2 separate regions of the Homo sapiens genome follow, and region 2 is linked to region 1. A link is an interaction called in ENCODE POLR2A ChIA-PET data of the cell type or tissue named here. Cell type or tissue: CD4-positive, alpha-beta T cell. All regions are shown on one strand. Links, peaks and the distances in the headings refer to the core of each region. The heading gives the core; the rest is flanking DNA. Region 1 overlaps SAE1 (SUMO1 activating enzyme subunit 1). Region 2 has its middle 7.9 kb from the start of INAFM1.

Region 1 (13,094 bases), core at 5,458-9,457:
TTAAGTGGAGTGTAAGAAGCACTGAATAACTACTGTTATCTGAGAGGAGTAGTAAAGACCAGGGCCACTGGGCAATCCCAGAGGCATTAGGAATTTGTGGCCTTTCCCTTTAGAGCATTGTCATTATGTGTATCTGCATCTCTGCATTCCAACTTTCACATTTTCAGTTCCCAGGAGAGAGAATCTGATTGGCCTGGTTGGGGTCCTGTGCCCACTTCTGGCTGTCACCTGTGGCTTTCTTCCCTCAGTTGTAGACCACACTCTGGATACCTGGGACCCCTGAAATCTCCTGCCCAGACAACCCCAAGCTTCTCAGGACTTTTTGTGGGCTGCTTCCCTGTTCTGCCTGTGCAGTGCAGGCCTTGTCACAATGTCTGAATGCTTAGGCCAGAGACGTGGGGGTTTGGTGAGAAAGGATGAGCTGGGTAGCTACACTCAAGTGCAGAGCCACCAGTATTGTGGGACAGAGCCAGGCATGGGAAGAGAAGTGGGCACGGATGGGGGCCAGCTTTCCCGATGTGCCTTAATCTGGCACAGAACTCCTAAGGAGTGTGAAAATTTCAAATTTGATCCAGGCCTTCCAGGTGGTTATGAAGAAGGCGAGTTTGTCAAGACAGGATAATACAATATACTTCATTTAATAGCTTGTTAGTGTGATTTATAACTAAATATGTAGACATCATATATGGGTCTTCATTCATACTCTTGCCCCAGGCCCTGAAAGTGTTAGCTAACAGGCAAGACCTGCCTGGGACTGAGATTCTAAAACACAACCTCCACCCCCAACTCCGTTTCATCATATAGTAGCCTAACATATTAGTTGGTTCGTTGCTTATAGTCAGGCAAACAACAAAGACTCCGAATTGAGCTCTTGGTAATTTTTGAAACCTGCCTGGTAATACTGTGTTTCCTCATTCTGATGGCATTCCCAGACCATATTGCAAATGACTTGATGTGTATTTTCAGACTTGTTGAGAAGGGCCTGGTGGTCTATATAGCAGGCATAAAATGTCACCAGGCCGACTTCATGACTTATCTTTTGAGGTCAAACAGACCCATTGACCAAAAGATTTGAGGGCAGTGAAAACATCTTGTATACTATCTTTAACAATGGATTTAACTCCTAAAGGAAAGCCACCTAAACATGACTGTTTAATCTTCACTAGCAATTTGAACTTTTTTTTTTTTGAGACGGCGTCTCACCTTGTTGCCCAGGCTGGAGTGTAGTGGTGTGACCTTGGCTCGCTGCAACCTCCACCTCCTGGGTCCAAGTGATTCTGCTCCCTCAGCTTCCTGAGCAGCTGGGATTACAGGTGCCTGCCACCACACCCAGCTAATTTTTTTGTATTTTTAGTAGAGACAGGGTTTCACCGTGTTGGCCAGGCTGGTCTCCAATTCCTGACCTCTAGTGATCCACCCGCCTTGGCCTCCCAAAATGCTAGGATTACAGGTGTGAGCCACCACACCCGGCCTGCGCCCAGATAATTTTTGTATTTTTTTTTTTTTTGAGAGTCTCGCTCTGTCCCCCAGGCTGGGGTGTAGTGGCACGATGGGTTCACGCCATTCTCCTGCCTCAGCCTCCCGAGTAGCTGGGACTGCAGGTGCCTGCCACCACGCCTGGCTAATTTTTTTGTATTTTTAGTAGAGACGGAGTTTCGCCATGTTAGCCAGGATGGTCTCGATCTCCTGACCTTGTGATCTGCCCGCCTTGGCCTCCCAAAGTGCTGGGATTACAGGTGTGAGCCACTGCGCCCAGCCAACAATTTGAACTTTTATCTGTCAAATCTATATGCATCCTTAGCAAGCTTTGTAAACTGCCTGGTAACTGATAGATCTTGGTTCACTTAGCTTCCCAAATTATGCTGTTATCATCTTGTCTCTCTGTTCTTTAAATATCTGGTTGGGAGGGTATGGAGAGAGAGGGAGGAAGAAAGACACCTCTGTAAGTTTGAAATTATTTGCATCCCCCCCACCGCCCACCACCAACCTTTTTAAAATATAGAGACACAGAGTCTATACCACGCCTGGCCTAAAATAATTTTTTTTAGAGACGGGATCTAACAGTGTTCCCCCAGCTTGGCTATCTTAAACTTCTTAAGGGTAGCTAGTTCTAAGAACTGCTTTTTTCTGGCTAGGCACAGTGGCTCACGCCTATAATCCCAACACTTTGGGAGACCGAGGCAGGCAGATCACCTAAGGTCAGGAGTTTGAGACTAGCCTGGGCAATATAGTGAAATCCTGTCTCTACTAAAAATACAAAAATTAGCTGGGCGTGGTGGCATGCATCTGTAATCCCAGCTACTGGGGGCGCTGAGGCACGAGAATTGCTTGAACCCAGGACACGGAGGTTGCAGCGAGCTGAGATCATGCACTGCACTCCAGCCTGGGTGACAGAGGGGGAGACTGTCTGGAAAAAAAAAATGTTTAAAACAAAAAACTGTTTTTTTGTATGTGTGTTTATATGCGAACCATTTGTGAAAGTGGTCCCAGCATGATGCCACATGTGTCATTTCCAAATATTTCAGTCTGTATTTTTTTCTCTCTCTCTCTGTTTTTTCTGTCACCCAGGCTGGAGTGCAGTGGTACGATCTGGCTCACTGCAGCCTCGACCTCCTGTGCTAAAACAGTTCTCTTGCCTCAGCCTCCTGTGAAGCTGGTACCACAGGTGCATGCCACTGCACCCAGCTAACTTGTAGAGATTGGGGTCTCACTTTGTTGCCCAGGCTGTTATTTGACTCCTGGACTCAGGTGATCATGCCACTTTGGCCTGCCAGAGTGCTGAGATTACAAAAGTGAGCCACCACACTCAGCCATAAATGTGTTGTTGTTGTTGTTTTTGAGACAGAGTTTCGCTCTTGTTGCTGAGGCTGGAGTGCAATGGCGCGATCTCAGCTCACTGCAACCTCCCCCCTCCTAGGTTCAAGCGATTCTCCTGCCTCAGCCTCCCAGGTAGTTGGGATTACAGGTGCCTGCCACCACGTCCAACTAATTTTTGTATTTTTAATAGAGACGGGGTTTCACTATGTTGGTCAGGCTGGTCTTGAACTCCTGACCTCAGGCGATCCACCCGCCTCGGCCTCCCAAAGTGCTAGGATCACAGGCGTGAGCCACTGTGCCTGGACTTGTAAATGGTATTTCAAAGTAAAATATATGTCATTGCATTTATCAAGATAATTTGATTGAGCTTTGTAGGTCCTAGCCATCCTTCTGCCTATTACTGGGCTTTTTGCAAATGCTGTTCCTGTTTCCACAACCTGGAGCATTGTCCCATCCCTTTTATTGTTTCTCTTGCTGTTATTTATTATGTCATCCATCATCATTATACCATTCCTCTGCCAAGAAACATTTAATTTTTGTTTTTGTTTACTATTACAAAAATGTTTTATAGAATATTGTTAGACTTACATTCTTGCCCCTCATTGTGGAAGTATTCCTGTAGTATGAATACAGCCAGAGGTTTTTTAGTTTTGTTTTGGTTTTTTTGAGGAGTCTTACTCCTTCATCCAGAGGCTGGAGTGCAGTGACGCGATCTTGGCTCGCTGCAAACTCCACCTCCTGGGTTCAAGCGATTCTCCTGCCTCAGCCTCCCAAGTATCTGGGACTACAGGCGGCCGCCAGCATGCCTAGCTAATTTTTGTATATTTGTAGAGACGGGGGTTTCACCATGTTGGCCAGGCTGGTCTCGAACTCCTGACCTCATGTGATCCGCCTGCCTCGGTCTCCAAAGTGTTGGGATTACAGGTGTGACCCACCGCGCCTGGCCCAGTGAGAGTTAAAGGGCCAGAGTGGAAGCAGGTCTTTGGAAGCTTGGCTCTGTCTTCCTTCAGTGCAGGGAGTTTGTGTTGTCCATCCCCAGCCTCTACAGAAGCACACAGTGAGTGTTCAATAAGCATTTCTTGGATCAAATGGCCCCTGCTTCTTTTAATGGTCAGTAAACTTTAAATAATGAGATTTTTCTGCAATAGAGAAGAGCAACTGCCTTGTGATTGGAAGCCAGCATATGTTATTCCTAAGCAGTTCTGCCTTTTTTCCACAGAAGGTGGTCTTCTGCCCTGTTAAAGAAGCCCTGGAGGTGGACTGGAGCAGTGAGAAAGCAAAGGCTGCTCTGAAGCGCACGACCTCCGACTACTTTCTCCTTCAAGGTGAGGTCTCAAAGCACAACTTACCCCGGGAGAGCTTTTGGCTCTGATTTCTGCAAATGTGGTTGCAAGGTCCAGATGGTTTTGTGATGTTTGCCTTGGGTGGCATTCTTCATTGGCTAGTTCTCAGTGATCACTTGAGAAAGGGGTGGTCACTTGAAGGGGGTGAGGTCTACCATTGAGCTCTGGGTTCTAATGACTTCTCCTTTTTTTACTTGTTGAAATGACCTCCCTGTCAAGTTGACCTTATGGTAATAGTGTTACAGGTCACAGATTGAGAAACCTCTTTTTTTTTCTTTTTTCTTTTTTTGAGACAGAGTCTTGCTCTGTCACCCAGACTGGAGTGCAGTGGGGTGCAATCTTGGCTCACTGCAACCTCCACCTCCTGGGTTGAAGCGATTCTGGTGTCTTAGTGTCCCCAGAAGCTGGGATGACAGGCATGCACCACTGCGCCCGGCTAATTTTTGTATTTTGAGTAGAGATGGGGTTTCACCATGATGCCCAGGCCCTGAAGTTCTGAGATTATAGGCATGAGCCACCATGTGAAGCCTGATCAACCAACTTCTCTTCACCGCCCCCCGCCTTTTTTTTTTTTTTTTTTTTTGAGACAGAGTCTTGCTCTGTCACCCAGGCTGGAATGCAGTAGCGCTATCATGGTTCACTGTAGCCTCTACTTCCTGGGCTTAAGTGCTCCCCATGCCTCAGGCTCCTGAGTAGCTGGTACTACAAGCACACGCCACTGTGCCCAGCTAGTTTTTGTATTTTTTTGTAGAAGCGAAGTTTCTCCATGTAGCCAGGCTGGACTTGAACTCCTGAGCTCTAGTGAAATCCCCGCGTTGGCCTTCCAAAGTGCTGGAGTTAAAGGCGTAAGCCACCAGTGCTTGTTCCCCTCTTCAGAATTCTTTCTCTGCCTCAAAACCATCCTCACGCTTATGAAAGGTGGGGTTGTTTTTCCTCTTGCTATTAATGAACTACTTATCAGTCCATCTTTGCTGGTGGTCAAGAGACTGTTAGTAAGTATTGGTTGGCTTTTCAGTGTTCTTCCTGTACCTGGCACTTTTTTGTTTGTTTTTGAGATGGAGTCTCGCTCTGTCCCCAGGCTGGAGTGCAGTGGTGTGATCTTGGCTCACTGTAACCTCTGCCTCCTGGGTTCAAGCGATTCTTCTGCCTCAGCCTCCCGAGTAGCTGGGACTGCAGGCGCGTGCCACCACACCCAGCTAATTTTTATATTTTTAGTAGAGACAGGGTTTCACCATGTTGGCCAGGTTGGGCTCACTCTCTTGACCTCGTGATCCGCCCACCTCAGCCCCCCAAAGTGCTGTGATTACAGGTGTGAGCCACCGCGCCTGGCAAACCTGGCACTTTTAATTTTTATTTTAATTTTTTTTTTGGAGACGGAGTCTAGCTCTGTCGCCCAGGCTGGAGTGCAGTGGCACGATCTTGGCACACTGCAACCTCTGCCTCCCAGGCTCAAGCAATTCTCCTGCCTCAGCCTCCCGAGTAGCTGAAATACAGGCGGGCACCACCATGCCCAGCTAATTTTCTTTTTTTTTGAGATGGAGTCTCACTCTGTTGCCCAGGAGAGCAGTGGCGTGATCTTGGCTCACTGCAACCTCCACCTCCCAGGTTCAAGCGATTCTCCTGCCTCAGCATCCTGAGTAGCTGGGATCACAGGCACCTGCCACCACGCTTGGCTAATTTTTTGTATTTTTAGTATTTTTGTATTTTTTTTGTATTTTCACCATCTTGGCCAGGCTGGTCTCGAACTCCTGACCTCAGGTGATCTGCCCACCTCAGTCTCCCAAAGTGTTGGGATTACAGACGTGAGCCACTGCACCTGGCTGCGCTAATTTTTGTATTTTAGTAGAGACAGGGTTTCACCATGTTGGCCAGGCTGGTCTTGAACTCCTGACCCCAGGTGATCTGCCCACCTCAGCCTCCCAAAGTGCTGGGATTACAGGCATGGTAGTTTTTTAAAAAGTATTTTTTTTAATGTTATTTATGCATTTATTTTTTTGAGACGGAGTCTCACTCTGTCACCCAGGCTGGAGTGCAGTGGTGCAATCTTGGCTCACTGCAACCTCCACCTCCCGGTTCAAACAGTTTCCCCGCCTCAGCCTCCCGAGTAGCTGGGATTACAGGTGCCCACCAGCACACCCAGCTAATTTTTGTATTTTTAGTAGAAACGGGGTTTCACCATGTTGGCCAGGCTGGCCTCAAACTCCCAACCTCAGATGATCCACCTGCCTCGGCCTCCCGAAGTGCTGGGATTACAGGCGTGAGCCACCACGCTCAGCTGGATGAACTATTTGAAAGTCCCGAATATCCATTTGTGTAGAAATAAATGGGTTGAGCAGGAATGAGTGTTGCATGTGAGTGGGCTGCACTCAGAAAATGCCTCCTCTTGATAGTGGGATCAGGTGTGGAAGAGGCACCAGCAGTAAGAGCAGAGTCTTTTCCATGTGGGAACAGTGCCTGGGCCCTTTGGGAGAAGCTTGTTGCTCACTGCCTCGCACATAGAAAGCCCTCAGGAAACAATGGCGCTAATTTGCCAAGGTTTGGGTTTGACTTGAGCATCTCTAACTGCTGCTTATGAAAGGAGTCAACTGGGCTGGGCTACTAAAAATACAAAAATTAGCCGGATGAGGTGGTGTGCGCCTGTAATCCCAGCTACTCGGGAGGCTGAGGCAGAAGCACTTAAACCTAGGAGGCAAAAGTTGCAGAATCCGAGATCATGCCAAAGCACTCCAGCCTGGGTGACAGAGCTGAACTCCATCTCCAAAAAAAAGGGGGAGAAACAGAGTCAATCACAGATCATCTACTCCAGAGTTGAAAAGTGTACACGCCAAAAAAAAAAAAGAGAAAAGAAAAAAAGCACATATCTTCACGGATGACAGAGTTCTCTAGGACTTGCTCTGTGCCGGGCGTTTTCCATGTATATCACCTTCATCTCACAAAGGCCCTCAGGCAAGTGCTATTAACACCACCAGCTACAGAGGGGAATCTGAGGCTCAGGGAATTTAAAGTCAGTGGCTCAAGATCACCCATCTAAAACAAAATGGCAGTGCCCACTGGAAGCCAGGTCTGTTTTGATTCCAAAGGTCTTGTTCTTTTTCTTTTTCCCCAGAGACAGAGTCTTGCTCTATCACCCAGGTAGGAGTGCAGTGGGGCGATCTTGGCTCACTGCAACTTCTGCCTCCTGGGTTCGAGCGATTCTACAGGCACGCACCACCACACCCAGCTAATTTTTGTATTCTTAGTAGAGGCAGGGTTCCACCGTGTTGGCCAGGCTGGTCTCGAACTCTTGACCTCGTGAACCGCCTGCCTCGGCCTCCCAAAGTGCTGGGATTAGAGGCGTGAGCCACCGCGCCCGGCCCAAAGTCTTGTTCGGAACAACCATGCACCACTGCCTGCCACAGAAGTCATATAGCTACTGTTTCTTCCTCAACCACCTGTCCACCCCTCCAACCCCGTAACTTCTGATGCTGATGTCCAGTAGCACCTGCACTGAATATTCACTTTGCTCCTAGATATCAGTTTTGTCCCCTCAGTTCAATGACCCCTGTGATGTTGAGATGGATGAGAAAATACTCTGGAAACTGCAGAGGATAAAATCAGGATTTCCTCACTTCAGCACACTACTGACATTCTGTGCTGGATAACACTGTCACGGGGGACTGTCCTGTGCACTGTGGGATATTTAGTAACACCCCTATCCTCTACTCACTAGATGCCAGTAATATCTCCCCACCCAGCTCTAACATCAAAAAATGTTTCCAGACACCACTGCCACATGTCCCCAGTTGAGAACCACTGGATTATGCTAAACTCAAAGGCCAGTTGACTCCTTTCTTTTCTTTCTTTTCTTTTTTTTTTTTTTTTGAGACGGAGTCTCTCTCTGTCACCCAGGCTGGAGTGCAGTGGTGCAATCTCAGCTCACTGCAAGCTCAGCCTCCTGGGTTCACGCCATTCTCCTGCCTCAGCCTCCCGACTAGCTGGGACTACAGGCGCCTGCCACTATGCCTGGCTAATTTTTTGTATTTTTAGTAGAGACGGGGTTTCACCGCGTTAGCCAGGATGGTCTCGAACTCCTGACCTCGTGATCCACCCGCCTCGGCCTCCCAAAGTGCTGGGATTACAGACGTGAGCCACTTCGCCCAGCCTGTTTACCCTTAATTCCATCCCTCAGTGGGTATTATGGCAACAGTCTCATGAGTGCCTATGACCCTTTGCTGGATAATATATCCTATCATGTTTACCACTCTCTCCCAGATGGCATTAATTATCTGTCTTTTTCAGTTTTGAGTTCCAGGGCTTTGGATATGGTAATCAAAACATTAAAACTATGTGCAGTAAATTTCTTTTCTTTTTTCTTTTTCTTTTTTTTTTTTTTTGGTGTGGTGAAAAGCACATAACATAAAATTTACCATTATAACTTAAGCGTATAGGTCAGTAATAATCATACAATGTTTTATTTTATTTTGTTTTTTTCTGAGATGGAGTTTCGCTCTTGTTGACCAGGCTGGAGTGCAATGGTGCGATCTCGGTTCACCACAACCTCCACCTCCCAGGTTTAAGCAATTCTCCTGCCTCAGCCTTCTGAGTAGCTGGGATTACAGGCATATGTCACCACGCCTGGCAAATTTTTTTTTTTTTTTTTTTTTTTTTGTGAGACGGAGTCTCGCTCTGTCTCCCAGCCTGGAGTGCAGTGGCATGATCTCAGCTCACTGCAAGCTCTGCCTCCCGGGTTCACGCCATTCTCCTGCCTCAGCCTCCCGAGTAGCTGGGACTACAGGTGCCCGCCACCATGCCCGGCTAATTTTTTTGTATTTTTAGTAGAGACGGGGTTTCACCATGTTAGCCAGGATGGTCTCGATGTTCTGACCTCGTGATCCGCCTGCCTCAGCCTCCCAAAGTGCTGGGATTACAGGCGTGAGCCACCGCGCCTGGCCACATTTTTGTATTTTTAGTAGAGACGGGGTTTCACCATGTTGGCCAGGCTGGTCTCAAACTCCTGACCTCAGGTGATCCTCCTGCCTCGGTCTCCCAAAGTGCTGAGATTACAGGCGTGAGGCACCGTGCCCGGCAGTGAGAACATTTACAATCACATATTGTGTAGCATCAGGAAGGATTTTTAAGATCAAAGTTAGCACATTAGAAGTGGAAATAATTTAAAAGTGGCCTTGATTTTTTTTTTTTTTTTTTTTTTTTGCCTACTGTAAAGTCAAGCCTCAGTAACATTCTGATTTCAGGATGCAGGGTGGCTTTGGGGGATATCCAAGTTGAGTGGTAAACTTTGTAGGCACTACTCTTGTTTCCATGTTCCTGGCACCTAAGTTGATATATTTTCTCACAGTCTTGTGACAATCTTTGAAGTATAGTTGTTATCCCATTTTCCTATAAGGAGACCAAGGTTGAGCATGGTTGTGATTGCCGAAAGTCATATCCGTGGTTTTATAGACAGTCAGAATTTAGACCATGAGGTTTGTTTTACCTGTGGACTTAGTTTTCAACATATTTAAGATATATCTGTAGTCTGGGCGCGGTGGCTTATGCCTGTAATCCCAGCACATTGTGAGGCTGAGGTGGGCAGATCATTTGAAGTCAGGAGTTCGAGGGCAGCCTGGCCAAGATGGTGAAATCCCGTCTCTACTAAAAAACACAAAAATTAGCCAGGCATGGTGGCACATGCCTGTAGTCCCAGCTACTTGGGAGGCTGAGGTGAGAGAATCTCTTGAACCTAGGAGGCAAGGTTGCAGTGAGCCGAGATCGTGCCACTGCACTCCAGCCTGGGCAACAGAACGAGACTCTGTCTCAAAATAAAATAAATAAAATATCTCTAAACTAATATATCTCATTAAATTTCAGATCTGGAGTTCTGTGAGTTAGGGAAACAGGATCACCACCATAGTAGAAAAAACTCTGGTGCAGATAGTTTTAGACACAAAGATTATCTGAATTCAGGCCCAGATAATTGTCTTCTTTTTCCCCAAGAAACATTTGAATTGTATTTCTGTTAGATAAGCATCATAGTAAAAAGTCTTCAAAGTTTTTGAAGGCAGAAAAAGTTTTCTTTGTTAAACCCTTCCCATTTTTTTGTCTTCTAAATTTCTAGGAGAACTACTGTTAAGTTTTTTAGTATCTTGTTGAACAATGGTTAACAATTATAATCATTTGTGTTTATGTAATCAAACTGTGAAACACCGGTTGGGAACTTGCTTGTGTACACTTGATGGCGTAAATGGTAGGGGAAGAGCATACATACAAAAGTGGCCTCTTTTGCTTTCTTGGCAGCATGATGTTATATTCCTTTGGATGTACCGTCATCTATGACCAGTCTCATCTTGAAAGGCATGCTTATTTTCCATTTTTCCCAGTGCTTGGAATTTGTTTCCAAAATTGTTTCTAGGAACATGACTAATGTGACTGACGATGCCTTAGGAATTCCTAGTGGGGACAAGGTGCTTGGCTGGGATGCATACCTAAGAATATCTCACAAAGAAACCTGATTTTGTTTCACTATTGCCTAATGGCGCACATAGTAGGTGCTCAATAAATAAATATTTTTTGCATGAGTGGTTTTTGCTTGTCTGGTCATTTGCCCTATTGTAGAGGGAGAGTAGTGTGCCCACTGGAGTCCCCACAGGGTCCTTTTGCCTGCATGCCTACCCCTGTGGCACCCATCAGGCTTTTGATTCCAATGTTGCCCTGGGCTCTCACTCACAGGTAGATGTTTTTTATTGCCCCATTCACAATTCAGCCACCTGCTGTCCGCATGCATGTGCTTGCCATGTTTAGATATTGGGTGTTTTTCCAGTTTACTTAATAAGTTAGTGGCCAGACTGTACGCTTCCTGCTGCATTTTTCCACTGTCTTGAGAGTTGGCCTCGCCATCTGTGAGCAAAAGGTCTCTTCTTTTTATTATTCTCCCATGGCATGTTGCAAAACAGTAAGCGTGAGCTGGTTTCCTGTGGCAAAAAAATGACTTTGATTTGTTCTTTTTGAGGTTACTGTGAGTTTATCATAACAGGAGTGCTAAAAATACCGAGTCTGGTATGGAAACAGCATTCACTTACCAGCATGAACAATAACATACAGGTTTAGCCTAGAGCAGGAAGAAATGGACTTCATCTCAAGATGAGAATACTTATCAGAGAATTCTTGGCAATCTTAACTTGCTCAGTCTCTGTTCTGATGAGTTATGGAAAAGTACTTAGACCATCTTTGAGCCACAGAATTGAAGCTGAAAATATTCTTAGACCAAACATTTTGTGAGCACCTGCTATGTACCAGATCTCATAGCTGGGACTAATCAGAGGAAGAGGAATAGAATAAGTGTTCTTGCCAATGTGAAAGACAAACAAATAATTCTACTCCTTGTGAGGACAGCTATAACAGAGGGCTATAGAAACTATCATGTGTTGTTCCTGGTTTTTGTTTGTTTTTTTTCCCCCCCAAAACAGGGTCTTGCTCTGCTTTCCAGGCTGGAGTGTGGTGGCACAATCATAACTCACTATAGCCTTGAACTCCTGGGCTCAAGTTATCCTCTCACCTCGACCTGCAAAGTAGCTGGGACTACAGGCGTGTGCCACCATGTCCAGCTATTTTAAAAAATCTGTTTGTACAGATTGGGGCAGGGAGGTCTTGCTATGTTGCCCAGGCTGGCCTTGAACTCCTGGCCTCAAGAAATCCTCTCACCTCAGTTTCCCAAAGAGGGACTATAGGAAAGCACCACCCTGCCTGGCTCGTTGTTCTGTTTTTAAATACATTTGCATTATTCCATAATAATCAAAGTAATTTATTATGGGAACTTAGGAAACTGAAGGTCTGACCATCTTTGGGGAGTTGTGAAGTCTTGACAGAGGAGGGGAGATCTGAGCTGTATTTCTCGGAACAGGTATTTGCCAGGTGGGAAAGAGGGAAGAATATTGCAGAGCAACACATGCACAGGGCCAGCAGGATAGAGGCTGAGCCTCGGAGGGGACTGGAGCTTGGAGAGAGCAGGCTAGTGGTTTCCCTATTGATAGAATATCAGAATCTGGCCAGGCGCGGTGGCTCACGCCTGTAATCCCAGCACTTTGAGAGACTGAGGTGGGCAGATCATGAGGTCAAGAGATCGAGACCATCCTGGCCAACATAGTGAAACCCCATCTCTACTAAAAATACAAAAATTAGCTGGGCATGGTGGTGTGCGCCTGTAGTCCCAGCTACTCGGGAGGGGGAGGCAGGAGAATCGCTTGAAAACCTGGAAGGCAGAGGTTGCAGTGAGCTGAGGTCGCGCCACTGCACTCCAGCCTGACGACAGGGCAAGACTCCATCTCCAAAAAAAAAAAAGAAATCTATCTATCTATCAGTCAGAATCACTGAGGAAACCGTTGAAAAATGCGGAGTGCCTGCTTGTAGCTCACATTACTGAATCCAGATAGCTAGGAGTGACTTGCATGTCTGCATTTTTCTATAGCACCCAGGTTTCTCAAATCAGCCAAGTTAGGGGAAAGTACTGTCATAGGAAAGGGAAGCCCATTTCCCAGGTCAAAGCCTTTGCTTACTCGTTTATGTTTATTTTATTTTTGAGACAGAGTCTAGCTTTGTTGCCCAGGCTGGAGTTGCAGGTGCAATCTCAGCTCATTGCAACCTCCGCCTTTTGGATTCGTGCAATTCTCCTGCCTCAGCCTCCAAGTAGTGGGGATCACAGGCACACGCCACCATGCCTGGCTAATTTTTGTATTTTTAGTGGAGACAGGGTTTCGCCATGTTGGCCAGGCTGGTCTCGAACTCTTGACCTCAAGTGATCCATGCACCTCGGCCTTCCAGGTGCTGAGTTTATAGGCATGAGCCATCGTGCATAGCCTGCGTTTTTCTTTTAAAATGTGTTAAGCACTGTATTTCAAATTACATTTGTGCACTGAAGCAGGGAGGAAAAAGGAGCTAACCCAAGTAGCTGTTCAATATAGT
Region 2 (10,200 bases), core at 1,046-5,045, 110 kb after region 1:
GATGCTAATGGTACTTCTTCATAGACTTGCTCTGAGGAATAAATAAACTGGTGATCTCAAGCCCTGAGAACGATGTCACATGTTCTCTCTCTCCACCACCTCTGTCCCTCAGGGTTTAAAAGCCCCAGCTGGGATCCTCTGGGGATAGCAAGTCAGTCCAAAGCCCTGGCCACCAGCAAATGGTGAGTTTGAGGGAGGGGCCTCTCCATTTCGGTTCCCACTGGCCCCCCTCTCTTTGGTTTTCATCTCTCTTCTCCCAGCCCCATTTTTTCCTACTCTTTCGTTTCCTTGTTGCTGTGTGTCCTGGCTCTTTTCTCTTTCTGTGTTTGTCTCTCTGCGTCTCAGTCTTTCTGTGTCCTGTTTATCTCTCTGGTGTCTCTTGGTATTGTTTCTCTCTCCCACTCTGTATGTCTCTGACTCATTCTGCTCATTCTGTGTCCTCCCTATTGCTCTCTGTCCCCAGCTCGTTCTTTTTTTTTTTTTTTTTTTTTTAGATGGAGTCTTGCTCTATTACCCAGGCTGGAGTGCAGTGGCGGTGGGATTACAGGCGCCCACCACCATGCCCGTATAATTTTTGTATTTTTAATAGAGAGAGGGTTTCACCAGAGTGGCCAGGCTAGTCTTGAACTCCTGACCTCAAGTGAGCTTCCCGCCTCGGCCTCCCAAAGTGCTGGGATTACAGGCGTGAGACACTGTGCCCAGCCCCAGCTGATTCTCTTTCTTCTCTCCTCCACACTTATCTTACCCCAACACTTTCTTCCACCTTGCTCCCCTTCCCCTGCCCCCGCACCCCACAGCTTCCAGGTCCCTAGTCTCAGTGTCCCCTGTCTCCTTCCCTTTATCTCTTCCTTTTCTCCTCCTATTTCTCTTGGTTTCTCTTTTGGTCTCCATTGTTTAATCTTCCTTTTAACAAATATTTTTTGAGGCTGGGCACAGTGGTTCTTGCTTGTAATCTCAGCACTTTGGGAGGCCAAAGCCAGAGGATCACTTGAGGCCAGAAGTTAGAGACCAGTCTGTGTAACACAGCAAGACTTCATCTGGACAAAAAATTAAAAAATTAGCTGGGTGTGGTGGTGCATGCCTGTAGTCCCAACTACTCAGGAGGCTGAGAGGAGAGGATTGCTTGAGTCCAGGAGGTCGAGGCTGCAGTGAGCTATGATTGCACTACTTCACTCCAGCCTGGGAAACAGCAAGATCCTGTCTCTAAAAAACTAAAAAAACAACCCACCCAAAACCCACAATTATTTTTTGAGCATCTGCTGTGTGCCAAAGCTTATTTTAAACACTGGAGACACAGGAGTGAATAAAACAGGCAAAAATTCCTGCTCTCGGCTGGGCGTGATGGCTCATGCCTGTAACCCCAGCACTTTGGGAGGCCAAAGCAGGAGGATCACTTGAGGTCATGAGTTTGCGACCATCCTGAACAACATAGTGAGATCCTGTCTCTACAAAAAATACAAAAATTAGCCGGGCATGGTGGTGCATGCCTTGTAGTCCCAGCTACTCGGGAGGCTGAGGTGAGAGGATTGCTTGGAGGTCAAGGTTGCAGTGAGCTGTGACTGTACCACCGCACTCCAGCCTGGGCAAGAGAGCAAGACCCTGTCTCAAAAAAAAAAAAATTCCTGCTCTCAATGGAACTGAATATTAGTGGGAACACAGACAAGAAATTCAGTTAATAGCCGGGTGCGGTGGCTCATGCCTGTAATCCCAGCACTTTGAGAGACCTAGGAGGGCGGATCACCTGAAGTCAGGAGTTCCAGACCAGCCTGGCCAACATGGTGAAACCCCGTCTCTACTAAAAATACAAAAATTAGTTGGGCGTGGTGGTGGGTGCCTGTAATCACATCTACTTGGGAGGCTGAGGCAGGAGAATTGCTTGAATCCAGGATGGGGAAGTTGCAGTGAGCCAAGGTTGCACCACTACATTCCAGCCTGGGTGACAGAGTGAGACTCTGTCTCAAAGAAAAAAAAAAAAAATTCCTGTTCTTAATGGAACTAAATATTAGCGGGGACAAAGACAAGAAATGTGATTCATAACTTTGAGTGAAAGCAGGGTAAGGGTGATGGGGATGATGGAGGGTGTGGTTACTGGGTAGAAGCCCAAGACTGGTGAGGGTGAGGCTGGCAGGTCTCTGGGGGCTGAGGGAACAGTAAGTGCAAAAACCTTCGGGGTGGTGTGCCTGGCTTGTTGAAGGAATAGCGAAGAGGCCAGAGTGGCTGAAGCAAGAGGGAGTGGGGAGAGCAAGAGGAGGAGGTGAGGCAAGAGAGGACAGGCAGCTTGATCAGGGCCTCATGGACCACAGAATGCAATTTTTTTTTTTTTTTTGAGACAGTCTTACTCTGTCACCTAGGCTGGAGTGCAGTGGCGCGATCTCGGCTCACTGCAACCTTCATCTCCCTGGTTCAAGTGATTCTCTCGAGTCTCAGCCTCCTGAGTAGTTGGGATTTCAGGCACGTGCCACCACACCCAGGTAATTTTTGTATTTTTAGTAGAGACAGGGTTTCGCCATGTTGCTAAAGCTGGTCTCAAACTCCTAACCTCAAGTGATCCACCCGCCTCAGCCTCCCAGAGTGCGGGGATTGCAGGCGTGAGCCACTGTGCCCGGCCACAATGTGCACTTTGGATGAGGTGGGAGCCATGGGAGGCTTCTGAGGTGAGGAGGGTGTGCGCTGATTCAGATCTCAAGACCTTCTGACTGCGATGTGGAGAATGGACTGCAGGGGGCGATGGTGGAAGCCAGGAGCCCAATGAGGACACCACCGCCCTGGTTCAGGTGAGAGACCATGGTGGCTGTGCTAGAGTGTTGGCTGGGGAGGAGGGGAGAAGTGGTCAAAAATCCGTGTGTGGGCTGGGTGCAGAGGCTCACACCTGCGATCACCTCCCAGCACCCTGGGAGGCCAAGGCAGGAATATCACTTGGGCCCAGGCGTTCAAGCCCAACCTGGGCAACATAGTGAGACCCCGTCTCTACAAAATAAAAATAAACTTTTTTTTTTAAAATGAAAAAAGTAAAAGCAAGGCATGGTGGCTCATACCTGCAATCCCAGCATTTTGGGAGGCTGAGGCTGGAGAAATGTTTGAGCTCAGGAGTTCAAGACTAGCCTGGGCAACATAGCGAGACCCCATCTGTACACTAAATAAAAAATCAGCCAGGCGTGATGGCTTGTGCCTGTAGTCCCAGCTATTCTGGAGGCTGAGGCAGGAGGATTGCTTGAGTTAAGGAGTTGAGGCTGCAGTGAGCTGTGATTGTATCACTGCACTCCAGTCTGGGTGACAGAGTGAGACCTTGTCTCAAAAAAAAAAAAGTGTGTGTGTTGTGTGTGTATACTGATAAAAATACACATAGCATAAAGGTTACCATTTTAATCATCTTACCATCTTTTTTTTTTTTTTTGAGACAGAGTCTTGCTCTGCCACCCAGGCTGGAGTGCAGTGGGGCGATCTCTGCTCACTGCAACCTCCACCTCCCAGGTTCAAGTGATTCTCCTGCCTCAGCCTCCTAAGTAGCTGGGATTACAGGTATGTGCCACCATGCCCGGTTAATTTTTGTATTTTTAGTAGAGACGAGGCTTCACCATATTGGCCAGGCTGGTCTCAAACTCCTGACCTCAGGTGATCCACTGCCTCGGCCTCCCAAAGTGCTGGGATTACAGGCATGAGCCACTGTGCCTGGCCCATTTTAACTGCTTTAAAGTGCACAGTTTCGTGGCACTAAGTACATTTACAGTGTTGTGCAACCATCACCACCATTCATCTTTAAAATGTTTTCGTCTTCCCAAAATGAAACCCCGTACCCATTAAACACCATCTCCCCATTCCCCCTCCCCTCAGCCCCTGGCGAGCACTCATCTACTTTCTGTCTATATAAATATGCCTGTTCTGGACATTTTATATAAAAGCAATCATAACATACAGGGCCTTTTGTGTCTGGCTTATTTCACTTGAGTCATGTTTTCTTTTCTTTTTTTTTTTTTTGAGATGGAGTCTCGCTCTGTCGCCCAGGCTGGAGTGCAGTGGCGCAATCTCGGCTCACTGTAAGCTCTGCCTCCCGGGTTGATGCCATTCTCCTGCCTCAGCCTCCTGAGTAGCTGGGCCTACAGGTGCTGGCGACCACGCCCGGCTAATTTTTTGTGTTTTTAGTAGAAACGAGGTTTCACTGTGTTAGCCAGGATGGTCTTGATCTCCTGACCTGGTGATCCGCCCGCCTTGGCCTCCCAAAGTGTTGGGATTACAGGCGTGAGCCACCGCACCACCGCACCCGGCCGCAGCGTCCTGTTGTCAAGGCTTTTCTGGGTGAAAGCAAGTATCAGTGCTTCATTCCTTGTTTTTTTTTTTCTTTTTTCTTTTTTGAGACGGAGTGTTGCTCTGTCACCAGGCTGGAGTGCAGTGGTGCAATCTCGGCTTACTGCAACCTCTGCCTCCCAGGTTCAAGTGATTCTTCTGCCTCAGCTTCCCTAGTAGCTGAGACTACAGGCGCATGCCACCACGCCCAGCTAGTTTTTTTGTGTGTTTTTAGTAGAGACGGGGTTTCACCATGTTAGCCAGGCTGGTCTCAATCTCTTGACCTCAAGATCCACCTGCCTCGGCCTCCCAAAGTGCTGGGATTACAGGGGTGAGCCACCGTGCCCGCCTGCTTCATTCCTTTTTATGGCTAAATAACATTCCATTGGCCGGGCGCAGTGGCTCATGCCTGTAATTCCAGCACTTTGGGAGGCCGAGGTGCGTGGATCACCTGAGGTCAGAAGTTCAAGACCAGCCTGGCCAACATGGTGAAACCCAGTATCTACTAAAAACACAAAAATTAGCCAGGTGTAATGGTGCACACCTGTAATCCCAGCTATTCAGGAAGCTGAGACAGGAGAATTGCTTGAACCAGGAGGTGTAGGTTGCAGTGAGCTGAGATCGCACCACTGCACTCCAGCCTGGGCGACAGAGTGAGACTCTGTCTCCAAAAAAAATTTCCATTGTATGGATAGGCCACATTTTGCACATTTTGTTTATCCGTTCATTTGTTGATAGACAGTTGGGTTGCTTCCACCTTCTGGCTATTGTGAATAGTGCTGCTGTGAGCATGCATGTACAATATTTTGTTTGAACTTTTTTTTGGGCAGAGTCTCGCTCTGTTGCCCAGGCTGGAGTTCAGTGATGCAGTCATAGCTCACTGCAGCCTCCAACTCCTGGGCTCAAACAGTCCTCCTGCCTCAGCCTCCTGAGGAGCTGGGACTACAGGTGTGCGCCACCATGCCTGGCTAAATTTTTATTTTTTTGTAGAGACAGGATCTCCCTATGTTGTCCAGGCTGGTTTTGAATTCCAGGGCTCAAGTGATCCTCCTGTCTTGGCCTCCCAAAGTGTAAGAGATTACAGGCATGAGCTACCATGCCCCGCCTGATAATCTGTGTTTCATTTATGGAGGAACTACCAAACAAAATCTGTATATATATATATATTTTTTGGGACGGAGTTTGGCTCTTGTTGCCCAGGCTGGAGTGCAATGGTGCGATCTGGGCTCACTGCAACCTCCGCCTCCCAGGTTCAAGCGATTCTCCTGCCTCAGCCTCCCGAGTAGCCGGGATTACAGGCACGCACCACCACGCCTGGCTAATTTTTATTTTTAGTAGAGACAGGGTTTCACCATGTTGGCCAGGCTGGTCTCGAACTCCTGACCTCAGGTGATCCACCCGCCTCGGCCTCCCAAAGTGCTGGGATTACAGGCGTGAGCCACCACGTCCACTATGCCCAGCCCTGAATATTCACATTTTTTGCTGCAAAAATATTACCACGTCTGATGGGAGAGAAGGGGGCGCCTGCATCAGGCCTCTGAGAGTGTTACATAATGCATGGTATTCACTCAAAATTGCCTTTCTAAAATTGGAACAATTCTGAGTTCTGCAACTCATCTGTCCCCAAGGACTCCTGCTAAGGGCTTGCGGACCTGTAATTTGGCCCACTGCCAAACCTAGATTCATCTTAATTATTTGCTCAACATTTATTTAATGGCTCAGGGAAAAAACTAACTTTCTGGTAATTTTTTAAAAGTAGAGAATGACGTTCATTTAGTAAGTTCCCATTGTCAATGACATGCTATTTTTAGTGTTGTGTGGTTAGGCGAATGCGTGTTTGTGTTTGTGACGGCCTGGATGAGTGTGTCTGTGCATGAGGGTGTGGTTTTTGTGTGACTGAGTGTGTATATGTGAGTGTGAGTATGTAAGTGTGAATGTGTGTATTTGACTGTTTCAGTGTGCATCTGTGTGATTGGGTGTATAAAAGTGTGTTTGCTCCTCTAATCGCAGCACTTTGGGAAGCCGAGGTGAGAGGATTGCTTCAGCTCAAGTTCAAGACCAGTCTGGGCAATATAGCAAGACCAAGTTTCTACAAAACATTAAAAGATTAGCAGATTAGCGGGGTGCGGTGGCGTGCACCTGTGGTCCCAGCTACTTGGGAGGCTGAGGCAGGAGGCTCTCTTGAGCCTAGGAGGTCAAGGCTGCAGTGAACTGTAATTGCACCGCTGCAATCCAGCCTGGGTGGTGACAGCGAGGACCTGTGTCAAAAAAGTATGCGTGCATGTCTAGTTGAGTCTGTGTGTGATTGTACATTGAGTGTGACTGTGGGTCTGTGTGTGTGTGTGTGCATGTGTGAGAACGTGTATGAGAAGAGGCATGGTGCAGGGTTTAAGGTTTATATACTGAAAGAAAGTTCTCATTTCAGGCGACATCTGTGCCCTCTGCTATTAGAATTTCAGCGGACTCCACAAAATCAGCAAAGAAATAGTGTGCTGTCAATCAATACCCTTTTTGTCCACTAGAGGTCGCCTGTCTACTTTGAGCAGAGGAAACTAATCTATATTTTTACATTTAGTTGCTGGGAGTTTGCAGACACTTCCAGAGATGTGGGAGGTAGGAGTGTGGGGATGAGAGGTGGAGACGTGTGTGTGTGTGTGTGTGTGTGTGTGTGCGCGTGTGTGTAGTTTAGCTATTGCCTTTACTCACCTCAGCTGTACATAGAGCAGCGATCCTCAAACTTACTAGTCTCAAGACTCTTTCATTCTTTCTTTTTTAGACAGGGTCTTGCCCTGTTGCCCAGGCTGGAGTGCAGTGGCCTGCTCATGGCTCACTGCAGCCTTGAACTCCTGGGCTCAAGCGATCCTCCCATTTCAGCCTCCCAAGTAGCTGGGACCACAGGCATGCACCACTATGTCTAGCTAATTTTTAAAATATTTAGAAGAGATGGGGGGTCTTGCTATGTTGCCAGGCTGGTCTTGAACTCCTAGACTGAAGCCATCCACCTGTATCGGCCTCCCAAAGTGCTGGGATTGCAGGTGTGAGCCACCACACCTGGGTGAGATGAATACTATTATAAAAGAGCAAGTTCAGCCCCCTTTTGCCTCTTTGCCTTTCTGCTCTCTGCTATGTAAAGATAAAGCATTCCTGCTCTGTGGAGCAGGAATTCAAGGAGGTATCTTGGCTTCAGAATCACCCAACCTGCCAGTACCTTGACATTGGACTTCCCAGCCTCTAGAACCATGAGCTAATAAATTTCTCTTTATAAATTCAAGGAGGTATCTTGGCTTCAGAATCACCCAACCTGCCAGTACCTTGACATTGGACTTCCCAGCCTCTAGAACCATGAGCTAATAAATTTCTCTTTATAAATTACCCAGGCTGTGGTGTTATTTTATTTTTTATTTTTATTTATTTATTTATTTATTTTTGAGACAGAGTCTCACTCTTGTTGCCCAGGCTGGAGTGCAGTGGCGCAATCTCAGCTCATTGCAGCCTGAGCCTCCCGGGTTCAAGCGATTCTCCTGCCTCAGCCTCCCGAGAAGCTGGGATTGTAGGCACCCGCCACCATGCCTGGCTAATTTTTGTTTGTATTTTTAGTAGGTACGGGGTTTCACCATGTTGGCCAGGCTGGTCTCAAACTCCTGACCTTAGGTGATCCACCTGCCTTGGCTTCCCAGTTTCCCAAAGTGTTGGGATTACAGGTGTGAGCCACTGCACCCAGCCTGTAGTATTTTTTTGGGGGGATGAAGTTTTGCTCTTGTCACCCAGGCTGGAATGCAATGGCATGATTTCGGCTCACTGCAACCTCCGTCTCCTGGGTTCAAATGATTCTCCTGCCTCAGCCTCCCTAGTAGTTGAGATTAGAGGTGCCCGCCACCACGTCCGGCTAATTTTTATATTTTTAGTAGAGACAGGGTTTCATCATGTTGGCCAGGCTGGTCTCGAACTCCTGACTTTACGTGATCCACCCGCCTCAGCCTCCCACAGTGCTTGGATTACAGTTGTGAGCCACTGCGCCCGGCCTGTGGTATTATTTTATAGCAGCGCTGAATGGATGGAGACAGTGGTTGGTCCTAATCCTCAATGTGATGATATTGGGAGGTGTGGCCTTTTGGAATTAGTGCCTTTTTTTGTTGTTTTTTGTTTTTTGAGTCTATCGCCGAGGCTGGAGTGCAGTGGCACGATCTCCGCTAACTGCAGCCTCCACCTCCCGGGTTCAAGCAATTCTCATGAAACCCCGTCTCTACTAAAAATACAAAAAAAAAAAAAATTAGCCAGGCTTGGTGGTGGGCACCTGTAATCCCAGCCACTTGGGAGGCTGAGGTAGGATAATCACTTGAACCTGGGAGGAGGAGTTTGCAGTGAGCTGAGATCACGTCACTGCACTCCAGCCTGGGCCGTAGAGCTAAACTCAGTCTAAAAACAAACAAACAAACAACACCAAATGTACCCATGAAGTGAGTTTAACAGGCAAATAAGTTTCCTTGGGAGACTGAGGTCCCTTAAAGGGGGGACAGCAATATGTGACAAGTGTGTCCCTATTCTAAAGAGGACTGTTAAATCATCTGGAGGCCAGGCGAGGTGGCTCATGCCTGTAATTTCAGCACTTTGGGAGGCCGAGGTGGGTGGATCACTTGAGGTCAGGAGTTTGAGACCAGCCTGGCCAACATGGTGAAACCCTGTCTTTACTAAAAATACAAAAATTAGCTGGGCGTGGTGACAGGTGTCTGTAATCTCAGCTACTCAGGAGTCTGAGGCAGGACAATTGCTTGAACCTAGAAGGCAGAGGTTGCAGTGAGCTGAGATTTTGCCACTGTACTCCATCATGGGTGACAGAGTGAGACTGTGTCTTTAAAAAATAATGAAAAAGCTGGGCGCGGTGGCTCACTCGTGTAATCCCAGCACTTTGGGAGGCCGAGGTGGGCATGTCAAGAGGTCAGGAGTTTAAGACCAGCCTGGCCAACATGGCAAAACCCCGTTTCTACTAAAAATACTTAAATTAGCTGAGCATGGTGGCGGGCACCTGTAATCCCAGCTACTCCGGAGGCTGAGGCAGGGGAATTGCTTGAACCTGGGAGGCAGATGTTGCAGTGAGCCGAGATAACGCCATTGCACCCCAGCCTGGGTAGCAAAAGCAAAACTCCATCTCAAAAAAAAAAAAAAAAAGATAAAATAAATAATCTGGATATGACTTCCTCAAAGCTCTGGCCTTAAAATATTTTTTGACCTTTAGCCAACTTCTCAAATATATATATGTGTATATATATATACACACACACACACACACGCACACACATATATATACACACACACATATACATATATATATAAATTTATATAGCCAGCCTATATAAATATTATCAAGATTTCTTTGGGCTGCATGTTGTGGCTCATGCCTGTAATCCCAGCACTTTGGGAGGTGGAAGTGGGAGGATGGCTTGAGCCTAGGAGTTTGAGACCAGTGTGGCCAACATAGTAAGACCCCATGTCTACTTCTTTTAACAAAATATAAATTTTGTTAATAAAGAATATTTCTGGCCAGGTGTGGTGGCTCATGCCTGTAATCCCAGCACTTTGGGAGGCTGAGGTGGGCATATCACCTGAGGTCAGGAGTTCGAGACCAGCCTGGCCAACATGGCGAAACCCCGTCTCTACTAAAAATACAAAAATTACCTGGGCGTGGTGGCAGGCGCCTGTAATCCCAGCTCCTTGGGAGGCTGAGGTAGGAGAATCAGTTGAACCTGGGAGGCAGAGGTTGCAGTGGGCTGAGATCGCACCACTGCACTCCAGCCTGGGAAACAGAGTGAGACTCCATCTCAAAAAAAAAAAAAAAAAAAAATTTGTTTGGGAAGGGTTGTAGGAATGCTGCCCATGATGATGATGAGATAGGTGCTTCTCCCCATCTCAAGCCAAGTGAGA

The links. ChIA-PET counts read pairs that join two places held together with the same protein. Peaks named below come from ENCODE experiments on the same cell type or tissue, not always from the same donor. Only the 100,000 strongest peaks of a DNase experiment are listed, where the experiment ranks them.
Region 2: POLR2A ChIA-PET joins it to region 1 with 5 read pairs; 8 of 35 experiments call an interaction of 5 or more read pairs at or near these places.

Annotation. Positions count from the first base shown.
Region 1 is chr19:47,165,782-47,178,875 of GRCh38, forward strand. It overlaps SAE1 (SUMO1 activating enzyme subunit 1), which reads left to right. Exons shown (of 9, transcript NM_005500.3): 6 at 4,037-4,142. Among named protein-coding and RNA genes, the nearest start is that of SAE1, 41 kb to the left of the region's middle. In CD4-positive, alpha-beta T cell, for the core only: no CTCF peak of the experiment used is centred there; no DNase peak of the experiment used is centred there.
Region 2 is chr19:47,277,689-47,287,888 of GRCh38, forward strand. No RefSeq gene overlaps it. Among named protein-coding and RNA genes, the nearest start is that of INAFM1, 7.9 kb to the left of the region's middle. RefSeq lists a cis regulatory region at 708-845. In CD4-positive, alpha-beta T cell, for the core only: no CTCF peak of the experiment used is centred there; a DNase peak (open chromatin) is centred at 2,723.